Linked DNA regions of Homo sapiens: region 1 is linked to region 2. A link is an interaction called in ENCODE POLR2A ChIA-PET data of the cell type or tissue named here. Cell type or tissue: OCI-LY7. All regions are shown on one strand. Each heading gives the region's core, and the rest is flanking DNA. Links, peaks and the distances in the headings are about the cores only.

Evidence for each region. Peaks named below come from ENCODE experiments on the same cell type or tissue, not always from the same donor. Only the 100,000 strongest peaks of a DNase experiment are listed, where the experiment ranks them.
Region 1: POLR2A ChIA-PET joins it to region 2 with 9 read pairs; 3 of 35 experiments call an interaction of 5 or more read pairs at or near these places.

The regions. Positions count from the first base shown.
Region 1 is chr16:25,006,525-25,013,642 of GRCh38, reverse strand. The region is part of intron 1 of ARHGAP17 (Rho GTPase activating protein 17); the gene reads left to right. Among named protein-coding and RNA genes, the nearest start is that of ARHGAP17, 5.3 kb to the left of the region's middle. RefSeq lists an enhancer at 3,376-3,475. In OCI-LY7, for the core only: no CTCF peak of the experiment used is centred there; a DNase peak (open chromatin) is centred at 3,619.
Region 2 is chr16:25,131,816-25,134,315 of GRCh38, reverse strand. It overlaps LCMT1 (leucine carboxyl methyltransferase 1), which reads right to left. Exons shown (of 11, transcript NM_016309.3): 3 at 1,793-1,914. Among named protein-coding and RNA genes, the nearest start is that of LCMT1-AS2, 16 kb to the left of the region's middle. In OCI-LY7, for the core only: no CTCF peak of the experiment used is centred there; no DNase peak of the experiment used is centred there.

The sequences.
Region 1 (7,118 bases), core at 2,284-4,783, 120 kb after region 2:
TTCACACTTTTTTTTTTTTTTGAGACAGGGTCTCCCTTTGTCACCCAAGCTGGGGTGCAGTGGTGCGATCTTGTCTCATTGCAGCCTTGACTTCCCTGGGCTCAAGCGACCCTCTCGCCTCAGCCACCTATGTGGTTGGAACTACAGGTGGGCACCACCACATCCGCTAATTTTTGTATTTTTTGTAGAGTGGGGATTTGCCATGTTGCCTAGGGTGGTCTCGAACTCCTGGCCTCAACTGATCTGCCTGCCTTGGCCTCCCAAAGTTCTGGGACTACAAGCGTGAGCCACCTTGCCTGGCACCTTCACATTTTAAAATTCCGGCCATGCTTGCCTACCTTCAGTTTCCACAGGAGGTCTTGCTTTCTTACCTGCTAGCATCTACTTGGAACTCCTGGAAGCCTCTCCCACCACACCTTTTCTCCAGGCACCTCTTGCTCATTCTTCAGCCTTCTGGGAAAGGTCCCTCTGCCTCTGAAAGGCCTTCTATGATGCTACAGCATAGATTGGATGCCTCTCCTGGGCGTTCTTGTAATCCTGTGTAGCACTTGCTTTTCTGTGCTGTGACTGCCTCTTGTGTGTGTTCTCCATCAGATAAATACCTTGAGAGTCCTTGCTGTGTCTCCTTTGATTCCCAGGGTCTGCTGTGGTTCCTACCCCATGGCCAGGGTGCAGTAGACATTGTTAATTCTGGTATTTGAGTTCTTACTAGATCGCCTTGGTGGTGTGGGCCCGAGTATGGGAAAACATGAAGTGGATAGAGTAGATGGTGATTCATGCTGGAGCTGTAATTCTGGGCCTGACCTTTGACTGTCTTTAAAAATCTTTATTGCTAGATGCCAGTGGAAGCTGAAGCTATTACAGAACTATTAAGGGTGTGGCAATTATGCACCCAAAGTCAGAACATCTGTTTTTAACTGGGAAACCTGTTGCTTCCTTGCTGTTGATTTCCTAGATGTGTGTGTGTATGTGTTTTCTGCTTAAGTAATCAGAAAGGACTAAGGAAGATAAACGGAGGCTGGAGAGTGCCTAGAATTGTTACTGCTTGGAAGTAGGTGGTTGGTTGGCCCCAGAATCAGGATTCTGGGTGTTTTTAGGTCAAGATGAAGGCTACAAAGCAAAGGGTTTTTTTGTTTTCGCCCCTGCGATCTAGGTGGAGAAGGAAGTTATATATGTGAATGTCATGCCCATCGTGTTTTGGTTTATCAATTTGTGGAATTCTAGGTGGTGTCTTGCAGTGAGATATTCTCCTCAGAAGGGAGACCTTTGAGTACTTTCACTGTAAGGTTCCAGGGGAGGGACTTGTAGAGAATTAGTAATGCCTGGAAGGAATGAGTTCGCATGATGCAGTTTGTTTACGATGGGTGGGTAAGTCTATTTGAGAAGACGGCCTGAAACTCACAGGGGCAAGGCTTATGAGGTGGTCTCATGGTGTGAGTGTCCCAAAGAAGAGAAGTAGGATGGTTCTTTTAGTCCACCTGCCTTTTGTTGATTCATGCATTCAACAGACACTTGTTGAGCCTACACTGTGTCCTGTTATCCAGGGTATTAAAGAATCAAAGGTGAATACGGGCATGGTTTCTGCCCTGAGGGAGCTCAGGAGATACGTGGAAGAGGTAGGCAGGCAAAAAATAATTATATACATGAGATAAGTGCTTAAGAGGGATGGCTAATGCACAGAGCAAAACCCAGCTGTCATTGGATTGAGGGAGGTAACAAAAGCTTCCCAGAGGAGAAAATCTGAGCACCTTTCTCTGCCTTCATTTTCAAGCCCTTATTTCAAATATCTCTTGTATTGATTAGGTCTCTTTTGGTTGTAAGAAAACCCAGTTCATAGCAAAGACGGGAATTGATTGGCTCATAAGTGACCAAAAGAGCCTCTAATAAGTAGTGTGGCTGCAGATTTGGCTTCTTCTGGGGGTTCCACTCTTTTTTTTTTTTTTTGAGACGGAGTCTGGCTCTGTCACCCAGGTTGGAGTGTAGTGGCGCGGCTCACTGCAGCCTCCACCTCCTAGGTTCAAGCAATTCTCCCGTCTCAGCCTCCCAAGTAGCTGGGACTACAGGCCTGTACCACCATGCCCGACTGATTTTTGTATTTTCAGTAGAGATGTGGTTTTGCCATGTTGGCCAGGCTGGTCTCAAACTCCTGCCCTCAGATGATCTGCCCACCTTGGCCTCCCAAAGTGCTGGGATTACAGGCATGAGCCACTGCGCCTGGCCTCGGTTCCACTCTTTAGGTAGGCACTGTGTCCACTGGGAGACTTCCACATCTTCCAAGTCTCAGAGGGAAAGAATACTCATCTCGCAGTCACTGTGGCCCGAGTCCCAGGATTGGCTCTGAATGCTTCTGGGTCACATGCCTTTCCCCAGAAATGGACTGGAGTCAGCGCACCCAAACCATATGGACTGAGAGTGGATGGTAATGGGTGGTAATCAGGCAAGAAATAAAGGTCATGGTGTGTCTTTTGTAGCCCTGCTAAAAAGAGAGATGTTTTGTTTCTTGAAAACCCTTAGATGCAGATCATCACCAATGGTGTTTTTGGGGAGATGATGTCTTGAGTAGAGGAAGGAGTACACTGGGATGAAGACCTTGAAGTTACAGAAGTATCAAGGAGAAAAAAAATTTGAGAGACAACTAGGAGAGCATAGTACTGAGGCTCTGATAGGGAGTGTCTCCTTGGGTGTTGATTTCTTCCCTGACTGAAGTTTCCCTTGGAGGTCTGAATGCTTTCACAGATAGTTGTTTTTTGAGAACCCAAGGTTGTAAACCCAAATGCCTAGAGGGCGAGGCCAGTAAAATGAATCAGTGCTTTGGGCCATGTGAAGGCCTCAGGGGACCTGGAGGACTGTGTCCCACCAAAGGGGCTGCTGTGGTAATGTAGGCCCAGTGTGGACCACCTGTGGAGTTTTCCTGAAATCTGCATTTTAACTAGCTGGCGTTTAATCCAAATTAAACTACGGGGACACTATATGCAGCTGAACAAAATATTTCTGTGGATCACCCAACTGCTTGTCTAGAAGGACTCAGAAATTGACAGTCCCTCTTTTTCATTTATTCCCCTGTACCTTACCCTGATGTTTTCAGTTCTTTGGATTTGTTGAAAAACAGCTCATCCTTTCTTTACTAAAATCTTGAAAAGGTCTGATAGTAACAGTCTATAACATTTCTATGGTGGTTTAGTTTACAAAGTGCTGTACTAAACCACCTGGCTTGGATTTCGTCTCCTGACAATGATAACTTCTCTCTGACAAAGATGGAAACCTGGCTGGGTGGGGTGGGGTGGCTCACGCCTGTAATCCTGACACTTTGAGAGCCCGAGGTAGGAGGATCACTTGAACCCAGGAATTTCAGACCAGCCTGAGCAACATGGTGAAACCCGGTCTTTACAAAAAATACAGAAAACTAGCCAGGAGTGGTGGTGTTTGCCTGTCTCAGCTGCTTGGGAGGCTGAGGTGGGAGGATCAACTGAGCCTGGAAAGTCGAGGCTGCAGTGAGCTGAGATCATGCCACTGCACTCCAGTCTGGGTGACAGAGCAAGACCCTGTCTCAAAAAAAAAAAGAAAAAAAAGAGGAAGAAACCTGACTTTCTAAGTTTGCACAGTTACTGAGTAGTGGCTGAGGCATGGCTTGGGTCCAGGGCCTCTTCCTGTGGTTCCCAAGTGCTTTTGAGTACAGGAACTGGGCTGCCTCTTCACCAGGGAAGGATTAGTGTTTATTAATGTTTATTAAACATCTTCTGTGCTTATGAAGCTGCTGGGCTTGGTGCTTTGCATACTTTTATTTCATTGCATTCTCATAGCCACCCTCTGAGGTGATGTTACTTATTTCTGATTTAATGATGAGGAAGCCAGAGATCAAAGAGGTCATCAAGCTCGCAAGAGACAGAGCCGTGGACCCAAACCCAGGTTTCTGATTCTGCAGCAGCTATAAATTCTGATCACAGAGATCTAATGACCTCTAGGAGTCTTCCACTCCTAGGAGGTATGTAGAATGGACCACTCACTAGGTAGTTGGATCCACTACCAGCAATGTGAATTCTCACACTGAGTCAAAATGTGTCTCTACCTACTGATCCCAGAACAGTCCCCTGCTGCCGAATTGAATGAATCTCATCTCTCTTCCCTGAGTCAGCCCTGCCTGTATTTGATGATCACAAACCTTATCCTTACGTTGCCAGCAGTAACATTCTGCATCCCTCACCCACTCCACTGTGTCCTTTTCCTCCCACTGATCTTCACTCTACCTTTCCTTCCCCCCACCCTTTTTTTTTTTTTTTTGACGGAGTCTCGCTCTGCCGCCCAGACTGGAGTGCAGTGGTACAATCTCGACTCACTGCAACCTCCACCTCCTGGGTTCAAGCGATTCTCCTTCCTCAGCCTCCCGAGTAGCTGGGCTTACAGGCATGAGCCACCAAGCCTGGCTAATTTTTGTATTTTTTAGTAGAGATGGAGTTTTGCCATGTTGGCCAGGCTGGTCTTGAACCCCTGACCTCAGGTGATCCACCCACCTTGGCCTCCCAAAGTGCTGGGGTTACAGGCGTGAGCCACCACGCCTGCCCACTCTGCCTTTTCTAGGGGAACTCTGAACAGTATTTCTGAGAAGGGATAGGTAATGTGTGCTTTGCTTCAATCTGAGTGGATTCCATCAACCTCTCCATAGAGCAGGGTGGAAAGAGGTCCTCTTGTCGTTGCAGCAGCTTCTCAATCTCATCTTTTATGGCCTTATTATGTAGTTTACATGTTAAGAAATCCAGAAGTATTTATAGTTGAGTGAAAATCCATTCTTTACTGGGGGGAAGAAATGAACTCTAAAACCATAAAAATGATGAACCAGTAGAAAATTTTCATCTGTAAATTTGAACCATAAAAGGATATGTTCATTTAGCATCATTTTTATATGTGTAAGCGGCATGTTACGCTATTATGGAATTGCCTTTGTAGCAGAGTGGACGAGGCAAAACCTTCCAAGTTTGATTATGGCCTAGGGCGCTGCAGTCAGTACGTGCACCGTGCATTTTTGTCAGACCACAGGATGTTTCACCTTTATCATTCTATTTCAGTTTCTCAAGTGTAGGTAGATGCTGTAGTAACTAGTGAAGTACAAATCCATGTAAAAATGTTAAACTCTCATCTGTTCGCTGTGTTTGTATTTTCTTAAAGGTAGGGATTAAAAGTGTAATAGGCCCACAGTCCCTTATCTGGAATCATTGGGCCAGATAAGTTTTAGAATTCAGAATTTTTCAGATTTTTCTAAAAGTAATAATATGCATATATTGTTGTTATGTAATACTTCCAGTGGGGTCTGGGACAAAATCCCATAATCAAACATTAGTATAGCAAAATATATATACATATATTCCCACTGAATGGATATGCATGAAGATTATGCATAGTTTAATATCAGTTCAGGTCAACTTTTATTGCCAAATAAGTTACAAAAAAAGATTTGTTTTTTAGAACTTTTTGGATTACAAAATGGTGATAGGGATTGTGGACTTGTCTTACTTTTAGTTATATACCTATTGAGAGTCTGTTAAATTTTTTTACTGTAAATAATATTTCCCATATTCCCAAAGGTTGGAAACCACAATCACATAAGCAGGGGTCACAAACCGAAGTGCCAGGTTGGGTAAAATAAATAAGTGAAATGGGAGGCGGGTATAGGACAGTAGGGAATGTGGGGACTGCAGTGAACTGGTGAATACATGTTCATTCAAAGGGGAGAGCTGCTCTTCAGTTCTAGCCACTTGTTGCCATGGTGAACGTGGGAGTAGTGAAGCTACATCTTCCATTTTTGATGATACTCCAGAATGCTGATTTTCATGTGAAGTTTCTTGATATTTAAATGTTGGCAACTAAAAAGAAAAAAACCCACTGTTGGCCAAAGAAAACATCTGAAAGCATTATCTGGCTGTGGGCTGCCTGCTTTCATTTGTAGTTTAGAGACTAATGCTTGTGGTATGAAAAGTTGTCAGTGAGCCGGGTGCAGTGGCCCATGCTTGTAATCTCAGCATTTTGGGAGGCTGAGGTGGGAGGATCACTTGAGACCAGGAGTTTGAGACCAGCCTGAGCAACATAGCAAGATCCTGTCTCTACACACGCAAAAAGTTTAGCCAGGCATGGTAGCATGTGCATGTAGTCCCCAGCTACTTGGGAGGCTCAGGTGGGAGGATCGCTTGAGCCTGGGAGGTCGAGGCTGCAGTGAACTGTGATCCTGCCACCGTGCTCCAGCCTGGGTGATGGAGTGAGACCCTGTCTCTAAATAAGTAATTTGTCAGTGGCATTCGTAATGAACTACTTTCTTGAGATATGGATGGGTGCATTTGCTTTATTGTTATTCATTATGCTTTACATACACACTATATGTTCTTTGCACATAAAATATTTCATAATAAAAATCTAAAGAAGTTGATAAGCACTTTATTTTAGCATTGCCTTATTTTCTAGCCATTAGGAAATTTTCATCTGTAAATTTGAAACTTTAAACTTATTTATCTTGGAAAAGGGACTGAAAGCCCCACTTCAAAAATAGGAGCCCTCTTTTTAAAAAGTAGGAGTTAAAAGAGGTTAGATTGTAATGTTCATTCCTTTCCAGGGCCATAGTGATCTGAAGTAACATTGGGTATTCACTGTTATATTGCGACAGAGAAATGTCCTCGATCTCCTTTCTTCTCAGACCGTTCCCCTGGGTGATCTCAGCCCCATAACTATCACCTCATGGTGACAGTTTTATGCCTCCAGCCCTGGGGTCTCTTTATCCCTAGAATGATGCTATCATCTCTCTCTTGAAAAATCTCTGCTGACATGGCCTGATAAAATTGAACCCATGAACTTCTTCCTCAAATTGGCTTCATTTCCCTCTATCTTCTAGTCTGTGAGTCACGAGACTTTGGCCTGCAGGGTAAATCCAGCCCACCGCTTGCTTTGTGAAAAAGTTTACTGGAACACAGCCACTCACTACAGTGGCAGGGTTGAATAGTTGCAACAGTGACCCATATGGCCTGCAACGCCTATGGTATTTATCCTCTGGCACTTCATAAGAAGCATGTGACCCCTGCCCTAGGGCATTAAATGCCCTCACACCCTCCCTAGTCACCTGTCAGTCCCATTCTTTTTCC
Region 2 (2,500 bases), core at 1-2,500:
AATGCAGAGGCAAAGAAATACCCACACTCTGTTGAAGTCACTGATTTCTCACTTCAATAAGAGAAGGGTTGAGAGCTCTGATGACCAAAGACCTTCATATCAGGTGAACTGATTAGGGGACAAAACAGATAAGTGGGTCTTGGTCAACATCCGCAAAAAATCTGGAGAAATGCACGTTCCCATTACTGTCACATGACGGACCTGACAGAAGAACCAAGCAAAATCTGTACAAACCTACAAAAAAAAAATGCAATTAGTGAGGACTTTTTTTTTTTTTTTTTTTAAGAGACGAAGTCTCACTCGTCGCCCAGGCTGGAGTGCGGTGGCATGATCTCGACTCACTGCAACCACAATCTCCTGGGTTCAAGCAATTCTCCTGCCTCAGCCTCCCATGTAGCTAGGATTACGGGTGCCCACCACCACACCCAGCTAATTTCTGTTTTTAACAGAGACAGGGTTTCACCATGTTGGCCAGGCTGGTCTCTAACTCCTGACCTCAAGTGATCTGCCCACCTCAGCCTCCCAAAGTGCTGGGATTACAAGTGTGAGCCACCATGCCCGGCCAATTAGTGAGGACTTTGTAGGGAAACGGTTTGGCTATTAAAATCTAAGCCCAGGAGGCCAGGCACGGTGGCTCACGCCTGTAATCCCAGCACTTTGGGAGGCCGAGGTAGGCAGATCACAAGGTCAGAAGATTGTGAGCAGCCTGGCCAACACGGTGAAACCCCGTCTCTACTAAAAATACAAAAATTAGCCAGACATGGTGGTGTGCACCTGTAGTCCAAGCTATTCAGGAGGCTAAGGCAGGAGAATCGCTTGAACCCGGGAGGTGGAGGCTGCAGTGAGCCAAGATTGTGGCATTGTACTCCAGCCTGGGCAACAGAGGAGCAAGACTGTCTCAAAAAAAAAAAAAAAAAAAAAAAAAAAAAACCTAAGCCCAGGAGCCAAAGACCACACTCCAGTTTTCTTTCCCTCTGAGAATGTAATTAGACCTGCATTCATACTCTAACAGAGCAGTTAAGAGACCAAATCAGAAAAAGATTACAAAATGGCTTTGCAACATATTATCATCACCCAGCCATATGAATCTCCAAATTTTACCCAAGAAGCCATTATCCTGACAAAATCTTAGTTACTGTCAAAATTACAAATATAGGCTGGGCGCAGTGGCTAATGCCTATAATCCCAGCACTTTGAGAGGCTGAGGCAGGAGGATCGCTTGAGGCCAGGAGTTCAGGACCAGCCTGGGCAACATAGTGAGACCGCTGTCTCTACACAAAAACTTAAAAAATTAGCCAGATGTGGTGGCGCATGCCTGTGGTCCCAGCTACTTGGGAGACTGATGTGGGAGAATTGCTTAAGCCCAGCAGTTCGAGGCTGTAATGAGCCATGATTGTGCCATTGCGTTCCAGCCTGGGTGACAGGGCAAGACTCTGGCTCAAAAAAAAAAAAAAAAAGTTACAAATGCATGCATGAGCTCTCCATTCCAGCAATTCTACTGGTAGAATTTCTCCTCCTGACATATTTCTACTCATACTGAGGGAAATATAAGGATTTTTATTATAGCTCCATTTGTAACAACAATTAGAGACAACCTAAAATATCTGTCACCAGGGCCCTGGTGAGATAAAACAGGACTGAGAGTCGTAGGGGCATCTAGGCAGATGGGACAGGGGTGGGAGACAGGCTTTCGCTGCATAACTTTTAATATATGTTTACATTTCGAATTAGGTGAAAATCTAACGAAAAAAATCTAAACACTTGGGGAGGGAGGAGGGGAATTTGAACATACCTTTAATCTCCAGAAGGTGGTATCCATGCCTGCCCCAAGGTTGACAATTTGACAATGACATTCTGTCTTCCGTAGAAATGCCTTTATAAGCTGACTGACACCATGGACTCGAGCAAAATATCCTAGGGGGGAGGGGAGGCACAGAAACAAGCTATCACCCAGTGATGACAGAAATTATCCCTGTGAAGCCCACCCCAGGAGAAGAGCAAAACAGAGAGCATGCGCCCTTCTGCAGTGTCAGAGGTTAATCTGCAGACTCTATGGGAGAAACAGCAACTTTCAAATTTTTTTTTTTTGGTTAAAGGCATCTGAACCAAGGTAAGTATAATCTATTTCATGAAGCAATTAACTACCTTTGAAAAAATGAGCTATAGTTTTATGTATGAAAAATAAGTGTTTTACATTGAAACGTCTAAAGTCCATCTTGGAAATGTGCCTTTCATGGCTATAATGAAAGCCACTCTGGACTCGGGTAAACCTGAAAATTGTGAGATCATATGAAAAATAATAGTATGGGTCAGGAAACTGAGCAGATGAATGTTAACACAAAGGAAGCTATATTTGTTATCCTGTTCCCTTCACCTCCACCCTGAATGGGTTAGTCTCTATGTAAAATGGGGGTCGCAGAGAAGACCAGCAAATTGCTGCCTAATAAAATGGCTTGCTACTAAAAACACAAAAATTAGCCAGGCATGGTGGTGCACAACT